Regions from separate parts of the Mus musculus genome. Here region 2 is linked to region 1. Evidence: chromatin loops called from intact Hi-C (ENCODE). Cell type or tissue: gastrocnemius. All regions are shown on one strand. Links, peaks and the distances in the headings refer to the core of each region. The heading gives the core; the rest is flanking DNA.

Region 1 (10,451 bases), core at 2,732-7,731:
GCAGAGAAGAGACCAAGCGCGTCCCAGATGCACCATTGCAGAACGGTTGGGCGGGAGCTAGCAGCATATGCAAACCAGACTGCAAGGCTAGGCCTCCTCGGAAATTCATGGCGTAACCGTTTCCAGAACCTCTAATTTGGTCTTAAATTTTTTTAATGTAATGACTTTATTGTTTTCATTAAAGTGATACATGACCCTTATAAAAACACAACAAAACAACATTCTGTAGAGGAAAGTACAAAGAAAAAAAAGCAATATATTGGTCCAAATCTTAGCTTGCAGAAGCAACCCATTTTAAGAATAAGACAGCTTTCCATGTAACCCCTATGCACATTTCAGACAGAATGGATGGCTAGAGAAATATATACACAGGTAATTTTTAACAAGGTGTTATCTCTTATGCATATACGTTTCAAAATAAAAATCTTTTCCTTTTAAGTATTGGGAAGAACTGACTGAAGAAGTAACTTGGAACAAGCAGCCAGACTCTTTTCTTTTACCAGAGAAGTAGGTTTTCAGGTGTGTCTTAAGACAGTGGTGCTTAACCAGGGATGATTTGGCCTCCGCAGGATATCTGGCAGTGTCTAGAGATAATTTCATTGGTCATAACAAGGACTTGGTGACCTCTGGCATCTCGGTGGTAGGTAGAGGCCAGAGATGCTGGCTGCTTGCTATCCTGTGAGGCACAAGGCAGCACCACAGCAGAGATCCACACAGCCAGAGCGCTGACAGTGCCGAGGCAGAGAGGCAGCAGTGAGGTTAGGAGGAACTGGTCCACGGTGGCCATGAGGAGGTGATGACACAGATGCGCTCGACTGCACTTTTAGACAGTTGGGACTTGACATCTGTGACGAAAGATATAATGGTTAATCTAATGCTCCCCCTGCCCCGTTCTCCTCTTAGCTACAAAAACAAGAGGTGGTATAATACTATTTTTACCTTGTCAAGATGCCTACCATTTGTATCTTCTTCTGGGACTATGACACACACACACACACACACACACACACACACACACACACACACACGTTATGAATGAATGGTTTAGTGACAAATAGCATATCCCCACCCATGTTTTACCTCTACTGGGTGTGTTTAGAGTCACATCTTGGTGGACGCTGACTCGTCTCAGTAAATATGTAATGTGTGCTGAGAGGGAGGTGGCAGGCTTCACACTGGCTTGCCCTGCTCAGATCAGAACCTACCCATCTGTGTGTCAGTGCTATACTCAGCAGGAGGAGACCCGCTGTGCTCTAGGATAAGGAGTGACTATGCGGTGGGGTCCCTTGGAGACGCACGATTGGACTTCAGGGTTCAGTACAGAGGAAAGATTATCCGTGCTGATTCTGAGCGCTTCTGGAAGGCTAGACCTAGAGCCCTGTGAACACCAGGGACAGACGGCTTGCCTTAGGTGGCCCAGGCTTGGGATGTGTCCCTTGCTGGAGTGTGCTGGGAAACCACCTGTTGTCACAGTGTACAAAGATGCCGGGGTTAAACATCAGCTGGGTGGCTATATTTAGGTTATTTTCGAGCCTTGGGATTCTGATAGGCTGATACTACTTCTCGATAGCCACCTGTCCTAAGGAGGGGTTTCAGTCATCTGGCTCCCTCCTTGTGCTCTGTGTGACAAAGTTAGGAGAGTAGATGGAGCCATGTTGTATGCACCAGTGACCAAGGAGAGAGCCTTGTATATCCTGGGATTTGGTTGGTTTTGTTTTGTTTTGTTTCCCCCAAGACAGGATTTCTCTGTTTAGCCCTGGCTGGTTTGAAATCTGAAGATGAGACTGGTTTCAAACTCACAGAGATAGATCTGCCTGTGCCTGTCTCTCAAGTGCTAGGATAAAAGGCGTGTACCACCACTGCCGGGCATGTTCTATATTTTTAAAATTTGGACCCATCATGTTCATACAAAATGCTGACTCCAAGGTGTAGGTGTTTGGCTTTGTGGAGCTAGGTTCCTGTTGGTGTCTGTGTTTATTTGCAAGATTATAGGGACAGGCACATCTGAAACGGTTCCAGGGCTATTGCCTGTCTCTAGTGTGTATATCACAGAACCCTACAGAGGAGGATCACATCTGCAGATTGTTCCTTGCATGGTTGGAATTGGGTGCTTGGCTCATCACACTGTGACTGATTGCTGGCTTTTGTTCTGTCCTAGGGGAGCTATCCAGTTTGGGAAGACTTCATAAACAAAGCCGGAAAGCTACAGTCCCAGCTGCGGTGAGTAGACGCGTGTATTCTACAGGAGAAGGCGACATCCTTAGGCAAGACAGAGGGAGGTGGATCGGCACACACGTCTGGCTTAAATTTAGAAGTGTCACAGACAGAGAAGCGCGAAGCAGGCACCTAGAGCCGTATCAATTCATAGTCTCCCGTCCCACCTTCACACCCCAGTCCCGTGTGAACCCAGACTCAAGTCTGCTCTGCCTCCCACCGTAGGAATTCTTAGAGTTGATTCCATAGAGTAGTAATGGGCAATGTTTGTATGGCGCCCACTGGGTGCCAGGCATATCAGCCCTACAAGGTTAAGTACAGGCATTTTCCTGGTCAGGAAGCAGAGGCACAGATAACAGCCCGTTCATAGAGAAGCCATTAGTGACAGAAACCGATGTAAACATGAGAGGTCCGGTTCCAGAATCCAAGTTTGTTCTCATCTACCTGTATTGTCTTTCCACATAGAGAGTTTAGAGCTCCAGTGTAGACTGATATACGGTTCCATTTACATGGAGTGGGTCTCGGCAGTGGTAGGCTGGGCCGCGCAATCCTAGGTTTACTAGACACCACAGAGATAGGTGCTTAGACACTTAGAAGTATGTTTTACGGCTCAAGGTTATACCCGGAGAAGCTGCTCAAACAAGGGGTGCTGCCGGTTGTCTCTAAGAAGCCCGTATGGCCTAGTGAGCCTGTTCCATTACCGCATGCTCCGATGGACCAGATGATCACATGCTGCAGCCCCACCCTTTATGAAGTCAGTGTGGGAAGAGATACGGCTGCGCTTGGTGGCTAACCCGGGAAGCATGGGACACCCGAGAACGACTATCTGGATAATCCTCGATGGCGAAATTTGGGGGAGTGACTGGCTGGTGTTGAGTTGGATGAGAGGGCAGAGCAGTGGAGCGGGGAGTAGGGGTGTTCTTGGAAAAAGAGCCACCTGGGTGACAGACAGACAAGGGAGGGTGACTTGTCGTTTCTAAGCCCGTGCCAGGGCGGACCAGAGGTTGCTGCTCAGAGCTCTTGCCTAGAGGTACGTGGCCCAGCATAAGGGGTACATGGCTCCTCGAATGTAGCAAGAAGAACTGGGCAAGAACGCATGGGGTTCCTTTAGCTTTAGCTATGGAGGGGTGGTATTTGCAGCCTTTTATATGACCCCCAAGTAGATATTGGCCTGGCTATGTACCTTCTCCAGTTACCGGGTCCTTGACAGTCTCCTTGATTTCTGAGCTCATTGGGTTATGTTTGGGTCTTCTTCTGAAGGGCTCACCAGCCTTCTGTCATGGGGCTACCCTGGTCTGCTGGCCATTTCTCATCCGCTGTGCCTATTGCACGTAGGTTAACATCCCTCTGGTAGGAAGGAGGTCTCCCCCTGAACTAAAGCATTTACCTTTCTGCTTCCTTTTCTTGTCCAGCCTCTGATTGTGTGATGGGCTTTCAGTGTGGGCCTGGAGAAAGATTATTCTCCTGGCCTTTAGCTGGCGAGAGTAGTGGGACCTGAATTGCTGAGCTCACTGCCGGTCTTGAACATAGAAAGTAAAAGTCAAGGTAGACTTTGAAGTACCTGCTTCCCCTCCCTCCATCTAGGTCTTCTGAGATCAGGGCACATTTCTTTATCATTTTATCAAGTGAGGGTTTAATTTTGTGTCCTGGAGAAAGGCTGCGGTTACCACCGCAGACGCAGCACATCTGTCTATCTTGGAGTGTTTAAGCTGAATCATCTCACTAGCTCTTGGTGGTTCCCTATTTGCTGTGAGCTCAAGTAAAGGGCCAAGATGTCCTTTGTGCTGCCAGAAAGTGCAGTGTGACAGTCATGAAGAGCTCCTAAGTCCTCAAAATTGACCAGTGTCTTAATTGGCTGTAGAAGTCTACTCCAGTGACTGTAATGGGCAAGGCTTGTCCACGGCTGGCCCATAAAATAGGGTTGATTGGCATTGAATTGAATGAGAGTAAATAAATCAAGCCAGCTTGTCAGGTATTCATCATAAGTCAGAATGAGCTATTTATAAGTCTCAGGATGTTTGATAGAGGTAACTTTTTCAATGTTTGCAGTTGATGTCAACACTTTAAAAATATGCATGAAATGTGTGCATGTGTGCATGTGTGTGTGTGTGTGTGTGTGTGTGAGTGAGTGAGTGAGTGAGAGAGAGAGGGAGGGAGGGAGGGAGGGAGGCAGGCAGGAAGGGGGAGGGAGGAAGAGAGAGGGGAGAGGGAGGAACTTTTGTTTAAAATTAAGCAGAATATATTCTTGATCTGTTAGAAACTCTCAGACCTGATTTTGAAATTTGGCTTAAAGGACCTCCTAGAAACCTCTTGTTCCACAGACACTGTTGCTGTGTTTAAGACAGACCATTTCTTTTTCTATATTCCGAACTCTAGTCTCGAGGCTTCTTCTTGTAGTGACTTTACCTTCATAGGAGGAAGGTTCAGTAGAGACTGGAGACATGTAATAAACACTTGAAGACTATATCAGTCTTCGAATTTGGTTTGAAGTCCTTGCCTGGTAGGGGACTTTTGTTGGTTTGTCATGGTTGGGATCCTGGTCATTCCTCAGTTCGTGATGTTGTAGGTCATCGAGTGCCTAGTGCGTCCATCTGGTTGTGCTTACGGGCATGGGTAAGGATTAAGGAGATTGCCAAGGCAGGAGCTAGCCTTAGTTCTCCCCAGTGTTGCTTTTAGGACTTGAGAAGATGCCTCTGAAAGAGCATCCTGTGCCTGAACAAAGCAGAACCCAGGGTTTTAGTCTTGTATGGTTGAAGATTTAGGGAGCAAGGCTGTACCTAGCTAGCACCCTGTGTCTGCAGTGGGTTGAGCTGGGCCTTGAGTCACAGTGGCAGGTCATCAGTCACTCTGGTATGAACCAGTGATCTCTAAAATGTCTTTTGACTTGTGGCCTCAGTTTTCCTTTTTTTTTTTTTTTTTGGCAGTGAAATGTTGATCTTTCTGCTCTCCAAGATTTGGTTCCCTGCCAGTTCACGTGCACATAAATTACTTTCCTACTCTCAAGCAGATGTCACCTGTGCTGTCTATACTTTAATGATACTTTCTTCTTTGGGGTAGAAACCCCTCCCTTTTATTTCTTTGCTTAAAGTTTCACTTGGTAGCTTCCACAGCCAGGCCTCCTTTGGGGTTGAGTGCTAGGGAGAGAACGCTATCTCCTGCTAGCTCTCGTCCCTGGAGGGTTCTGCTTGCTGCGGATCGGAGGCTTTAGCCCAAGAGCTGAGATGAATTTGCCAGGGAGACATTCCTCACGCTTTTGTTATCTGTTTGCATTTCAGGACAACAGTAGTAGCAGCAGCTGCCTTCTTGGACGCCTTTCAGAAAGTGGCTGACATGGCCACCAACACACGTGGTGAGCAGATGGGAGGCTGCCTTCCAGCACTGACTGGATCCAGCACGTGGGCTCTCTCTCTCCCCCGGGCGGCTTCCCGAGAAGATACGGCTCGAGTTATCAGAGCCTGGCTGACTCACAGTTTTCATATATTTTTAACTCCGTGGGGTTGCACACATTAGAAGTTGTAACTAGTTCCCCAGATAGTGAAGTGTGTGTGAAGACTAGACAAGAAAGGAAGGGAGCCACTGTTCCTTCATGAGGCGGCTTGCTGTGGGTGTAACTCGAGGGATACGCTTAGTATAGAGCCTCGAGCTGCACCTTTGTCTTGCTGTGACTCCTCCAGCAGGTTGCCTTAGGCTCTCCCATGGTACCTCCTGGAACGGGAAGTCCTGGAGATGATGATGTGGCTACTGTCCTGGGTTCTCCACAAACAAGGAATCCTTTTATGATAGGCCCAGTATCTCGAGGGCCGTAACTGTCTCTCTGTCCCCAGTCTTAGGCTGCAGACCCTGTGAACAAGAGACAGAGTCCTGATGATACCCCACTAGACAGAGTGTCCAGAGCCTAACTGATATTTAAAATATGCTTATGAAAGCAGTGACCAGAAGGTGAAATCTTTTGAAAAGATTTCATGGTTTCAGAGAATCCCAGGAATATTCGTGACATGTGAGAGGTGCCAGAAGAAAGTGGATAGTGTAGGCCCACCTTCCTCTCAGTCCCATACAACCACTCTGTCTGCCTGCTCCTTGTCTGGTCATGCTGGGCTCCCTCGTTACCTGCATAGCTGTGAACCTGCTCTAACTTTGGGTGTTTAGTGCAAAGCTGAGGCTCCTTCCCATACCTCCAGTGGTTCATCACAACCGGCGGTGGGCACTTAATTAAATATTTATAGATTGAGACTCCAGCTCCTTTTGTTGCAGGACTGTCACGGGACCACAAGAGCCAATATGCCTCCCCCTTGTCCCCAAAAGGCACACCGTTGAGTAGGGAGACTGAGATGTGTAAATAAAGAGTGCCTGTGCAGAAATAGTATGTGTGGTAAGGTAATAGCCGAAGCTCACAGCACCAGGGGAATATCGGAAAGTGAGCAATTAACCTGGTGCCAGGGAATCAGGGACATTTTCCCAGGGGAAGTACCATTTCTCCTCCTTTCTGAGACGCCAACCGCATCCCAAAAACATTCCCATGGAAATACGACCGTGACGTCAAGCATCAGACTTCCTTAACCTGGTTTGTCTGTGTGGTGAAGGTACTAACTAACCCATGTAATTTTGAAATGCCTTTAAAATGACTTAGCTTAGATGTACCTGTTGTAGAACCTTGGGGAACCTGGATTCTAAAGGAGCTTAACATGCAAACCGATGTTTGCTGTTGTGAAAATGTGACTGACTGTCCATCCGTGTGGTGTCTCTCCTTCCCCCCTCAGCCGTGTCTGGAACTGTCAGTCATACATGCGTTATCTACTTTGTGCAAGTGCCGTGGTGTGTGTGGAGGCCAGAAGCCAGCTTGCAGGAGTTGGTTCTCTTGTTTCTAACGAGTGGGTCCCATCTTTGGCAGCAGCCGAAATTACCTGCTGAGCCTTCTCTTTTTTGAGACAGTCTTAAGTAGCCAAGACTGAGTGCCTTTGAAGGCATCTGAGGATGGCCTTGAACTTCCGGTCTTCCTGCTTCTGCCTCCTGGGTGCTGGGATGACCACTGTGAGCCTCCTGCCCAGCGTGGGATTACATTCTCAAGGATCTAGAATTCAGAGCATGTTTTTAGACTTTCCTGTTAAATTACTGGGTGGGTCCTGAAGGGGCAGCAGGAAGGGTGACCCCGATTGTCTATAATTTCCTGTGGGAAGAACCTGTGGTTTTGAAGAGGCTGCTCCCAGAGTCCCTCTTGGGGGGGCGGGGAGGGGATTGGAGGGCCTGGAAATTCTCATGCTTCCAGGGGAGGGGAAACGGCAACTGTTGGAAGAGAAGCAGGAAGAGGCTCTCAGTGGAGGTAATGGGTCAGAGCCAGGCTTGGGGGCTGGGGAGGTGGGGATGTCTGCTGCTGTCGGCCTGTGTGTCACTGTGAACAGACTCCTGTGTGATGTATCTTTAAGACATTTGGTTTCAGGTTGTTTTTGCAGTACAGTTTAGAATCCAAAGTGTGGTTGCTTTCTTTTATTGGATGTGGGAACCTGTATGCCTTAAAGAATATATGGCTGATATGAGCTGTTTCCATGGTGATGGTATGAGAAACTTGGAAGTACTCCTTATTCCAACAATTTAATTTAGTAAAAAAAAAAAATTGTACTCTTTACAAAAAAAAAAAAAATCTAAAAACTGCATTTAGCCTTGCCCCTCTTAGAGATTAGGTTTAATGTCCTTGGTAATCATTTTTGTCACCCTCAGTGTGTATGTGATTCTGCATACGCCTCCTCAGATGGCCACTCCTGGGAAACGTTGAAGCCCCTTGGCTTCTGCTCCACACTACGGTACCGATACCGTTCCTCGCCGTCGCCTGTAGATGCGCCTCGCTGTGTCTAGTAGACAAATGGACTTCCAGTGCCTGGATAGAGCGAGTTCTAATTATTATTCTGTGGCTGGATTTGTATCTTCCCTAGGTATTTGCCATTACAGGCTGTGGTGCGGGCAATGCTTGTACATCTATGAATGTCTGGTGTGTGTGTGTGTGTGTTGCTCTCATCTTAATTTTGTTATGTGCTTAGTACGTATGTCCATATTTATGTATACCGGTATGCCTGTGGCTGTGCCTCATATGAAGGTCAGAGGTCGATAGCAGGTGTCTTCCTCCCACACTGATCTCATCATTTCAGCCTGTCTTTCTGGCTGGTGACTCTAGGGTCCGCCTGTCTTTGCCTGTGTCCCAGTTCTAGCCTTAGAGGTGCCTGCCACCACACTCCGGCTTGTATGGTTGCTGGGATCCAAACTCAGCTCCTCATGGTTGGGCGGCAGTGCTGGCTCTCCAGACGAGTGACCTATCTTAGTGGTCTGTGTGTCACCACGGACAGGATGAGTGTGTAGAAGGCTGTTCACGTGTGAGCTTAAGGGGGCTCAGAGCCGTTTACTGTGCTGAAAGAGTATCTCCCAGGCTGGCTCTTTTGCTCGGAGACTTTAGATGTAGTGTTTAAACATCTCTCTAGTTAGAAGTTGGTAAAAGAGAGTTACCACTGCCCCCTCCCTTCCTGTTTTCCTCTGCCCTCCCTTCCCCTCCACCCTCTTCTCCCCCAACCCATGTCTTTCTCTTCCTCCTTTGTCTCTTCTTTAGTTTTTTGAGATACAATCTATGCCATCTACTGCCACCATACTATGAGGTAGCACAGCAGAGTGTCACATCTCTGTCTAACTATCTTAGTACCATTCGCCTTTCCCCATCAGCCTTCCTTCCCCAGCCCCCCGGTAACCACCATTCTATGTCCAATTCCTCCCTCCCTCCCTCCCTCCCTCCCTCCCTCCCTCCCTCCTTTAAGATTTATTTATTTATTATATATATATGAGTACACTGTAGCTGTCTTCAGACATACGAGAAAAGGTCATCAGATCCCATTACAGATGGTTGTGAGCCACCATGTGGTTGCTGGGAATTGAACTTGGGACATCTGGAAGAGCAATCAGTGCTCTTAACTGCTGAGCCATCTCTCCAGCCCTGAGTTCAGGGCCATTGAATATCTGTACCATATTTCCCCCCTTTGGCTGACAGTGTCTGTTTCTTGACCGCTGAGAACTGTACTGCTATAAATAGCTACAGATGTGTCTTCCACATGCAATTTCCTTCCCTTTAAATATTACTCAGGGGGCCTTGCTAGATCATATGCTAGCTCTATTTTTAATATTTGAGGAACCTCTGTGGTCCTCCAAGTGACTGTACTAATTTATGTTTCTATATACACAGGGAAGAGTTCCTTTCTATGCATCTCTGTCAGTGTTGCTTTTTGTCTTTTCCTCTTCTCTTCTCTTCTTCTCTTCTTCTCTTCTTCTCTTCTTCTCTCTTCTCTCTTCTCTCTTCTCTCTTCTCTCTTCTCTCTTCTCTCTTCTCTCTTCTCTCTTCTCTCTTCTCTCTTCTCTTCTCTTCTCTTCTCTTCTTTGTGTATGTAGCCTTGCCTGTCTTGGAACTTTCAACTGTAGTGCAGCCATTCCATTGAGCTGAGCCCTGACGTCTCCTTGTCCTGCGTTGCTTTCTCTTGGAGCCTCTCTGCACGCATCTCACACACCTGCACCGTTTGCGGACACTAACTGTAGAAGCACATCTCTATTGGGCTAGTATTCAGAATGCCAAGATAATTTTAACTAGGTTTCTGGTTCCAGAATATTCACATTTTTGTGTTATTTCTCAAAGGAAAGAGCTCTGAAAGGTTTGTTGTCATTCTCATGAGGTGTTTTAGCATGAGTTATTAACAAAATTTATGAAAATCTTCCACAAGTAGTTACTATGTGGATAAAAATCAATTTTCATAATATGCTTACCTTGTTTACAATATTGAAATCTGGACTCCATTTTGATACTGATTTTCTAAATAAAATCATATAACTTGATTAATCTCATGTATATATTATTTATATAATATATACATATATAATGTGTATCATGAAATGATGGAATTTGAGTTTATTGGCAATAGGCACAATTCTATGTGCTTAGTTTATACTCTGGAATTAACATCTTATTTATGTAAACTCTGAACATGCTGTCTTTCTTCAGATTCACTGGCCACAACAAAATTAGTTGGTAGGTCTTAACTGTCTTTGATTTTTGTGGCTGTCTCAGGAGTATGCGTTTGTCAGGGTCAGTTACTTACAGACCGAGGAAAGAAAAGTAAGGCAAGCAAATGGAAGGCTTCTCAGTAAGTATGCTGCGGCAGACGGCCGTATGTGCTGGGGAGAGCACCTGCACACCTGGGAGTGCTGTCTGATCCAGG
Region 2 (10,451 bases), core at 3,300-8,299, 61 kb after region 1:
GCAAGATCAAAGCACCAGAGAGGCAGCTCAGCTGTTCTGGTAGAGGACCTAGTTTTGTTACCAGCACATGTAACTTCAACTGCAGGATGCAATGCCCTTTGTCCTTTGAGGATACCAGACATACACTCTGTACTCACACATACTCATAGGCACATAACAAACACATAAGATACATAAACAAATCTTTTTAAAAAAACAGGAGGTTTGCTTATTACCTTTTCCCTTGATCTAGTTGTTTTTATTAAAAGCAAACAAAACAAAACAAAACAAAAAGCCACAACCACAGCATGTTCCAGAACTCAGTCTTGATGTCCTATTAGCTGCAGCTCGAGCTCTGGCCTCATGGCTGGGCCATGGAGGGAGCCATGGTCTCTCCACCATCACCTTTAGAGGGCATGATGAGACAAGGTCCCTGGGGGAAGTTGGCAGAGGACCCATGCTGAAGGTGGCTCTAGTTGTGGGTAGATGGGAGCTGGGAGGCCGAGGGCTTTCCTGACAAGAGCCCTGACAGTGGCTCTGAGATAAAGAGAAGCCAAGAAAGACATCTTGACAGATACAACCAGCTTGGGATGAGGTGCAGCATGGAGCTGGTTGACCACAGCTTGAGGTCACCTGTGCACTGGGGCTGTCATCCAAGTCTGGGAACATAAAGGAACATCAAGGTTAGCGGAAGGGGTGGGGGTTGGGGGATGCAGTGCCAGCAGGACCTGATCTGGCCAGTGTACCAGTACCGGGGCTTCTGCACGCCTGGCTAGGTACATGCTCTTCAAGGTGTGGCAGAGCCCTGTTATGAAAGCAGCTCACTATGTTTGCTGACTCTGGAGAGTAAAGGACATTTTGTGTCAGTGGAGAGACAGCTTAGCTGTCCTCAGAAACGCCAAGCCTTCCTGGAATCGAGGTCCAGACGACCTTCCCTGGCCTCCCTGTTTCCCTGGCAGCTCCCCTCTTGCCTTCAACTTCAGTTCGGAGTGCATGCGCATGCACGTGTATTCTCGAAGCAAGGGTAAGACCTTGGAGCGTGGGCTGGGACTATGGTGTGTCTGCTGATGAAATTTTTACACTCTACCCTTAGTCATTATTATCTTTTCTTACTCAACTGTACTTTTGGCTCTAGGCATGGGTTAGGAGCTTAACTTCAGGGCTTTCTGCTTGATTCAGGAACACGTTGGTGGGCAGCTGAGCATTACGACACACCAAGCAAGTGTTCTAGAACACTCGAGCCAAAGGTTTCCAGGATTATGAAAGAAATGAGAGGTGGGAATTGGCACTTGGGTTCTGGCTCGCAGTGCCACCAGACACGTCTCCTGCACTACTCGTTTCTATTGGATCTCATGGTGGGCATGTGTCGCCTCATGCCCGACACCTTGTATCCGGGAACTACGAAGGCTGGGGCCACCTGACTACCTGGGATCACATAGCACGCACACTGTGTACTTGCTGGGCCTGGGCCCAGAGTGTTCCAAAGCCCGTGTTCTTGGCACAACTCCGGTTTCTTTTCAAGTGCCCGGGTCTTGTTAAAACCCCACAAGGCGGAGGGAGAGGTGGAGGAGCCTTCTTGCCTTGCTGGAGACCCCATTTCCTGACATCATCATCCTACACCCTCGCCCTCTTCTTAGAGTTGCTGTGAGAAGATGGAGGATGCTCAGGAGAAGCTAAGTCAGTGGCTTCTGACCCTCTCTTCCCTCCCTGCCCTTCCTTCTCCCACAGGAATTCCAATTCTTTCCCTGTTTCTGCACCAACCCCACCTCAATTTAGTCCCCACATGGTTGACAGCCGGAGGAATAGCCCAGGCCCAAAGTCATTTCTTGATGACTCTGCTGACAGATGGCTTCTCAAGAGGACAGTGGCCCCCATTTAATGCCACTGCCTCAGGTCAGTTAGATTGGAGTCTGCAGGGTCCACAGCCCTTTTGGAACGAGGGCTCATACAGGTCACTTCTGACAGTGCCCTCTCTGGGGGAGGATGCAAGGTGGCTTCCTGCCCCTCGTCATTATTTCTGGGACAATTATCAATGTGTGTGAACGGTCTGGAACGTTTTTAAAAGAGGACTCTTATTCCAAGACACAGATGAAGTGCTGAAGGGAGCCTCAGGCAGAACTGAGTGAGCAGGGCCTGGTGCACGGAGCTGCGCCTTCCCACGTCTGTCCTCGCTGACCCCCTGGGTGGTGAGTCAGCGGCCCCCCGGGCAGCAGGGATCTGCTTAGGACTGCGTGATGTGCGTAGCATGCATTTAAAAGATCACAATTAAAGCAGCGAGCACTAATTAATAAGGTGACTTCATATGGGAGACCCCTTGCTCCTCTGGGGTTCGAGGGAGGCTTTGCTTGTGGTGTCCAGGGGAACAAAACAACAACTTGCTCTCTAGGCAGGTGAAGACAGGGCCATGGACTTCTGTGTGATGACTACTCGCCCAGTCAGTCTCCCACAGGCCCGGAAGCCACTTACTTGGGGGCTCTCACATGCCTCCACAGTTGGTGCCTCGGATGGGAGGCGCCTGCCAAAGCCAGCCACAGTCAACGGTCACATCGGTCACATCATACGGTCACATCGGTCACATCATACGTAGGCTGCAGTGTCAGGTGTCCATAGAGCTCCAGATCCAGCTGTGTAATTCCATAACTGGGAGCTGTAAATGACTTAATCGCGAGTCACGCTTCCATTTATATGTAATGGACATCGCCCCGGCACTTACTCACACAGTAGTTAGAAGGATGAGAGGATCGGCCATGCACGCAGTACTCCAGCGTGGCTCTGGCTTTTGAGTGCTCACTGTCGCATGCGTTGCCTCGGGATGTGTGTGTTGTTAGTCAGGTTGTCATTGTGTGAGCATTAGAGTGTGCTTACACAAAATAAGGTGGCCATGGTGTCTCTAGGTCGCAACCTTTTATGAGACCACCATCCTGCCATTGACTAAATTATCACCCCAAGGCCCAAGACTGTATATGTGAGCTCACATTATTAGCTCATTTCCTTCCTTGCCCTCTTGATGAATAAAATGAGAACTCTCTCCCCATTCCCACCTAAACATATAGAAACCATAGAAAAGTACTGAAATGTATATTCTATCTCATCTATATCTATCTCTCTCTATATATATCTATGATAAAGTTTAATTTGCAAATTAGACACAGTGAAAGTTCAACTACTACTAATAGGATAGAACAGTTTTCATACACTGTATTAAAACTTTCCTAGCCTTCTTTCCATCCCGCCCACTGTCCCGGTTCTCAGTGCTCTGGGGCCACTATAACTGAAGCCCCCCTCCCAAGAGAAGAGCCCCTGCTTGCTGTAGATATTAGGATTCTGTAAGACAAGTGTCTGTCAGATCCAGAGTGTAGTGAGGTATAATAGCAAGACAGTCGCTGGTACCAGATGGACTTGAAGTCCGTGTCTGCCCGGCCTCGCAGTAGCAGCCATATAAAATAGTTATGAAGATTAAGTGAGATTTCACACAGTGCCTCTGGCAGGGTGTGGCCCATCACATGGCCTTGGTGGCTAGCCTTCACTGTGACTGAGCTGATAAAATGGCTGTGCTGCTGATACTGGGTAAATGCTATCAACCTTGACTTTGGCTGTTGACTGGCATCCCCAAAGCCTTCAGGACAGTGGGCTTGAAAGTGAGCATAGCATAGCCTGGTCTCTATAGGCTCTGCTCTTATTTCCTTCCTGCCCTTCCTCAGAGTGCCTATCACAATGGCTTGGGGATGGGAGGGGGGAAGTGAGGGAGCCTACAGGAGCCTGAGGGGGGCCATGAGAGCCTGAGGGAGCCTCTGGGGCCTAAGGGGACCCGTGAAGGCCTCTGGGGGCCTATGGGGGCAGAGGCTGTTGCTTGAGGTTCGACATCTACATGTTTAAACCCTGGAGAGCAAGAGACAAGCCTTCTTACTGATGAAGGCCATAAATGCCATCTGGGGCTAGGAAGCCCCGCCCCGCCCCCCCCCCCCCCCCCCCCGCCGGTGTACATCATATTTAGCATCCTGTGGTGGTAGCTTAATTGGAAGAAGTAATTTGTGCTGTGTCCTAGTGACTGTGGTGGGGGCAGTAGGAAGTCCAGGGATGGTAGGCATCCTGGAAAATCAGGTCTCCCAGAAGATAGGACGTGTGCCGCTGCCCCCCCCACCCCCCCATCCCAGCATCAGTGCCCTTGGTACCCTGTTCTATGCATCCTCTCTCTTTCCATGGCCTCTTCCTGTCATTCTCCCAGGAAGCATCAGTAAGTAGCAGTAGCTCTTTCTCTGGCGTTAGGGTTTGTTGGGCTCCCAGAGGCCTGTGGCAGTTCAGACGCCTCACACTGGCACCCAGGGCCTTTCACCTCTCACCTCTCACCTCTCACCTATGCTTTTGCTCTTGAGCCGCCTCACTCAGTAATCCTAAGGATATAATAACCCCAACTCCAGCAAATTGCTGATCCCACCTCCGTGCCCCCCCTCCCCCCATGACTCCTCTTTAGTATTCTCATCTAAGTCCCTGGGTCCATGTTACTTCCCTCTCCTTGCTATGTGGGCTCTCTGTTACAGAGCTGGAGTCTGGCAGTTCTGACGTGAGCCCTGACCCTAACACACATTCTCCTCCTTTGACCTTGCCCTGAGGACCTGGCTGTCCCTTCTGCTTCTACTTTATGCCGCAGAGAGGAGCTTTGTAGTGTCATGGGAACAGGTGCCTAAGCGGGCACTCTGCTAATGTCTCAGTCTGACCTGCGTTCTCTCAGCCATCCCTCGTGCCTTAAGGGCTGAGTAGCTGAGCTATTTTAAGTAGCATGCTACGATTCTAGGTCTTGAGGCAGCATTGAGCTCTGGAGATACCTGTGTCAGAACCTCATGTTCAGTGTCATAGGGGAAACCAAGATGGGTTCTCTTTTCCCTTTGATCACTGGAGGGAGTCTCTGCAGATCCCGGAAAGGCTTCTACATGCACCTTGACACGGGCCACACGGGTGCTTCTTAGTAAATGAGATAAATGAAGCAATATCACACCGTGTCTCTCCAACCCTCCTCATATGCAGGCTGTGATGGCTGGGACCAAACTACTGGCTCAGGAGTCACTGCGCCCTGCTGCCCAGGGAGGCCTTGGTCTGAGCTGGGTCAGCATGTCTCAGCCTAGGACTGTCACCATGGAGATGTGGTCTTTCTGCCTTGCCCTCTCGTCCACTGCTGCAGAGGTTAGGGTGATACCCAGAGGGTGAGGTATACAGGCAGGAGTCTCTACAAAGGCTTCTGATGGGTCCTCTTCTGGTCTTTGCCATTCCAGCCAGTAGGAGATTACCTTGATGCCTCCCACAGGCAAGTGGCATGCCTCCCACCAAACTGCCCATTGGTGGAGTATCGCTAGAGCCCCACTCCGTGTCCGCCTGCCGCTCTGAGGCTGACTTCGTGCTTCACACGGTGCTTTGGACTGGGGCAGCCTCCACCGTGGGATCAGTCTTTCGCTCAGCATTCTGGCAGAATCTTATCAGTGCCCTATAGCGTGCCCCTAGAACATCCTCAAAAGAGCTAATGACACTTAGAGTGGTTTGGGGTAGTGAGAAATAACTCCAATCTTGAATGACCCCTCTAGCTAGGGTTGGGGAGATGGTTTGGGAGTTAAAGGTTCTTGCTGCCAAGCCAAACTACTTGAGTTTGATTCCTGAAACCCATGTGGTGTGAATGGCGAAAGCCTAGTTCTTTACGTTGTTCTCTGATTTCCACACTCACACTGTCTCTATGATGCCAACCCCCGTCCTCCTACCCCCGTGTAAAATTAAGACTCCCATACCTCCCCCAGTTCTTTGGGTCTGCTGTGGCCTGTCTTCTGTTCTGTCCTTTCAGGAAATTTTATTATCATCACCCTTTGCATTACGGAGCTTGGTTAAGTGGCCTGGCCCTGGCATTTTGTCTTTTTGAATTAAAACCTCCCTTTGGATAATTTTTCTGCACTCTGGTTTCCGGCTGCATACAGTAGATGCCACAGTCATAGACTACATTGTCACTTAATTGGCCCTAGAGCCATCTAGGATGTGAGGTAGTAGGTGTATGGAGAGCTGTCATGAAAACTGCTCTCTTAACTTGCAAGACATTCCAGAGATCCAGGCTGCTGGCTGGTGACCCTCCCTCACAGAAGGAGGAGCAGCTGGGAGGGTCATTGGCTCCCTGCCTGAGATTCCAGCGTCTCCCTCCCGTGTCTCTCCACCCAGCCTATGTGAGTCTGTACAGTGGGACGTGTGGTCTTGAGGAGTACTGGAGTGTCTAGTATATGGAAGGTCAGTGGAGATGTGGGTGCAGCTATAGGAAAGAGCTGGAGTGAGACTCTAGTAGTGCAGCTGCTTAGGGGGGTGACCTATACTCCTGTAAGCCACTTTTTTTGGGGGGGGGAGGTTTTCGAGACAGGGTTTCTCTGTGTAGCCCTGGCTGTCCTGGAACTCACTTTGTAGACCAGGCTGGCCTCGAACTCAGAAATCCGCCTGCCTCTGCCTCCCGAGTGCTGGGATTAAAGGCGTGTGCCACCACGCCCAGCTTGGCACTTCTCATCTATGCTCAATAAACATCATGACTCCCCAGGTTGGGCTTGTACTTTGTTTGTTTGGTGGTGGTGCTCTATCATACAATGGAAGACATTAGTTTATGTCTCACCAGAGGAAGTTCTCCCCACCAGGAGGCAAGGAGCTAAGTCGTAGATGCTAAATCTGATGCCTAGATTTTTCTGGGTAGAAACATGGTGAGGATGCAATTTTAAAAAATTTATTTTTTTTATGTATTTGGGTACACTGTAGCTGTATAGAAGGTGGTGAGCCTTCATGTGGTTGCTGGGAATTGAATTTAGGACCTCTGCTCACTCTGGTTGAAAATAAGTACACTGTTGTTGTCTTCAGACAGCACCAGAAGAGAGTGTCAGATCTCATTACAGATGGTTGTGAGTCACAATGTGGTTGCCGGGAATTGAACTCAGGACCTCTGAAAGAGCAGTCAATGCTCGTAACTGCTAAGAGATCTCTCCAGCCCAAGGATGCAATTCTTAAAGGCAGACATTCCACTCTCCAACTTTGCCCGGGGTCTGTTTCCAAGGAAATGAAGGTGACTTTGTGATGCATGTGAAGAGAGTGCAGCTGTGCTCTGGGCTGGAGCATCAGGGCTCCTCCACAGCAACCCCCAGAGCTGCAGGCTTTGTGCAGGGCTGTCGTAGCTGGCCTTTTCAGTCAGGTACTGAACTATATGGGGGTAGGGTGGGGTGGGGTAGTATTGTCTTGCTAGTTTATGGTCTGTTCCATTTGGACTTTGTTTTAAAAAAACAAAACAAACAAACAAAAAAACCCAAATAACGTTATCCCATGTCAAAGAACTGCAAGCCAGTCCTCAGAAACCTTGCCTAAAGTTTTATATATATATTGCTTTTTTCGAGACAAGGTTTCTCTGTGTAGCCTTGGCAGTCCTGGAACTCACTTTGCAGACCAGGCTGTCCTCAAACTCAAAAATCTGCCTGCCTCTGCCTCCCAAGTGCTGGGATTAAAGGCGTGCACCGCCACCGCCCGGCTAATTTCACCTTTCAAGAGTAAGCTCGTGTCTTCAATGGGTGGTTGAGAAGGGTTCAGCTCCCTGCTGTGCAACAACATCCTTCGTGGACAGCTCAGCATTGACATATATGCAATGACATATGTGTACCTGCGAAGGAGCTTAGGCTCTCCCTCCTCATAATACACGATGTAGGTTTGTGTATTCCGCTTGACAGACGAGCCTGCTGAGGCTCAGAAAGGGCTGATGTTTGCTTGCACTGTGCAGCTATTGAGAGGCGGATCCAGGGCAGCAGCAGTACTGGCCCCTAGACAAGGGTGTGGGCTCTTTGCATGATGTCTTTTCCCTCGTTCTCCTTTGAGGCTCCAAAGCCCAGAGCTCTGCCTAGAAAGCCATTTCCCTGAAAAGGATAGAGTGACATTTTTAGATCAGGAATCCAAGCACTCAGGGCCTGACAGACTCAGGGCCATGTGTTGTTCCAATTGCCAACGTCTGTCTGTCACTGGGAAAATACAGGCGCGGGGAGAGGAACATTTCTCTATGAAATAGCTGTGGCGTGCGTCAGGAGGCTTTTCAGGTGCTTGCCAGACTTCTGCCATTTGAATGTGGAGGTGGCGAACGGCTTTGTAGAAAGACCTGATTCATTCTCGTCTATCCTCCCCATGCTGGGCAAGTCCACCTCGTCAGACGCCCATTTCCAGGGCTTTCTGATTGCTCTCCGTTCATCTGAACAGACATTTATGACAGGGCCGTCCATGTGGCTGGCACAGTTTGGAGGATATTTGGCTGTCCTCATGGCCCCTGAGATGCAGCCAACCCAAGCAGCCTCCTCCAGATTTTTGCATCTGTGTGTGTGTGTGTGTGTGTGTGTGTGTGTGTGTGTGTATGTGTGTGTGTGTTGGGGGGGTGGGTGGTGGTCCCAGGTGGAGGTTACGTGGGCCTCCAGTGGCAAGCTTGCCTTTCTCTCAACCTCCAGATACCACATCACCTAAAATACCATTCCCAAGGTCTCTCCTGAGTCAGCCGCCCCGCCCCAAGATTTATTTATTATGTATACAGTGTTCTGCCTGCATGGACATTCTGCAGGCCAAAAGAAGGTACAAGATCTCATTATAGATGGTTGTTGTGGTTGCTGGGAATTGAACTCAGGACCTCTGGAAGAGCAGCCACTCTCCAGGCCTCCCCCCCCCCCCCCCCAATCTGTTAATGGCTATCATTTACCTGGGTCCAGACCCCTTCAAGTCACCCACCCTCTCTTAATCTAATCCATGCCTTGCCTGATTTTTCCTTTCTCAGCCTGGGCTGAGAACTCTCTGGGAAGCCCATTCCCTGCTCAAAAACCCTGTATTCTTCTGCCCTCTGAACTCTGCGTTAGGTTTGGCGCACTCTCCCAGTAGAGAGCAAATAGTGTGTGCATGCCTCCTCCTCACCCACTCTGGTCCAGTTGCTGAGAGCAGGGACTTCTTTTGCCTTATACAGATCCTGCATGGTAACAGCAACAGGCCTCCTTGAATATATGCAGGAGTAACTACATGTGCTGATGTGAAACTCTGGTTTTCAGCTCATTTCAGCCTGCCCACAGGAAACGATGGCCCATACCCTCAACACATAGACCCTTCCCGTTTGCACCCTGAAGTGCAAGATGGCCATGTTTTCGGGGTGCTTTGCGTATGAGGGGCTCTGTTTTTAAGCCAGGTGTGAGTGCTTGGCTCCACACGCTTCTTCCTTTGAGCCCATTTGCCGAGTCAGCAAATGTCCAGTATGCCGCTGAGAGGTTTTAGGGGGACAGTCAGAGCACAAAACTATTTTAGGAAATGAGATTTACTTATGTTTACTAAAACAGGGAAGGTGGCGTTTTCCAGTCGCGGCAGCCGTTCCAGGCAGCTGCTTGCAAAGGTGAGTGATCGCTACATTAATGGGAAACATCTGGGAAGCAGGGCAGGTTTAATGTGTGTGCGCGCATGTGAGCACACGCTGCGGCCTTGCATGGGGTCTTTGTAAGAAGATGAACGTTCCGTGGGGTTCCCATGACAACAAATAAGGTTGGCGTTAAGCATCTCCAGCAGGATGAACATATTTTGAAGGAGCCACGCTAAGGGGACGCTTATGTTATTATTACAGTGCTTCAGAGGGTTTGAATAATCCAATTTTGGGGATTATTCACTTGAATGCTTCATCCAACCCCCCTAGAAGAACTGGTAAAGGCCAATGGGGTTGAACTGTTCTTACTCCTTGTTAGAGTAAGGTCAGTCCCTGACCTTGCCTTAGGCCTCTCTATATCCTGTACGTTGAGGATCGTTGTCTTTTAAAAGAAAAAAAGGGAAAATAACTAAACTAAAGTGATCTGGGCACGGCAGTCCTTGCCTAGTAATCCCGTCACTGTGGAAGTTGTGTCAAGAAGACGGTTCAAGACCAGCCTTCCCTGCAGTGTGAATCTCTGCCTCAACAAAACAGAAATAAAATAATGAACACACGTGCATACACACACACACACACACACACACACACACCCTCAAGCGTACAACAAGAAGCTTTGGTTGACATAATGAGATGATTACTATAGCTATGCCAACTAACCTCTCCAACGTCTCCCATGTTACATGTGTGCGTGTGCATGCAGCTGCCCTGGTTCACTCATTGCTAGCTGAGGAGGGTAGTCTTAGCTGAGAGAGGAGAGCCAGCACCTGGCAACATGTAACCTGAGACAAGATGGTCCAGGCCTGGTGCCCAGTGTTCAGTGTGCTCGAGAATCTGACTTCCCCAAAGGACAGTCAGGACTTTCCATGGAAAAGCGGCCATAATAGTTCCAGAGAGATGACTGATGTGTCACTGTCATTCCCACCAGGCCTGGCTTTTGTGTTCATAAAGGCCCGTTCTCCCAAAGCTGTGCTTCCTCTTTGAGAGGCGGAGTGGAGGGGTTGGTGTGTGTGTGTGGGTCCTCTTTCTACCTTTGCTCAATTGAGACCCGGGC

The links. A loop is a pair of places that touch in the nucleus more often than their neighbours do. Peaks named below come from ENCODE experiments on the same cell type or tissue, not always from the same donor. Only the 100,000 strongest peaks of a DNase experiment are listed, where the experiment ranks them.
Region 2: a loop joins it to region 1, with 1.9 times the contacts of the local background. A loop is called at or near these places in 5 of 42 quality-filtered maps.

The regions. Positions count from the first base shown.
Region 1 is chr15:59,050,130-59,060,580 of GRCm38, reverse strand. It overlaps Mtss1 (MTSS I-BAR domain containing 1), which reads left to right. Exons shown (of 15, transcript NM_144800.2): 2 at 2,159-2,220; 3 at 5,490-5,563. Among named protein-coding and RNA genes, the nearest start is that of Mtss1, 27 kb to the left of the region's middle. In gastrocnemius, for the core only: a CTCF peak has its summit at 5,627; DNase peaks (open chromatin) are centred at 5,544 and 7,525; H3K4me3 peaks cover 416 bases; H3K27ac peaks cover 3,551 bases.
Region 2 is chr15:58,990,164-59,000,614 of GRCm38, reverse strand. The region is part of intron 3 of Mtss1 (MTSS I-BAR domain containing 1); the gene reads left to right. Gm41330 (a long non-coding RNA gene) reads left to right here and starts at 6,100. Exons shown (of 2, transcript XR_875365.3): 1 at 6,100-6,173; 2 at 9,324-10,451. In gastrocnemius, for the core only: no CTCF peak of the experiment used is centred there; DNase peaks (open chromatin) are centred at 6,119, 7,604 and 8,206; H3K4me3 peaks cover 528 bases; H3K27ac peaks cover 3,991 bases.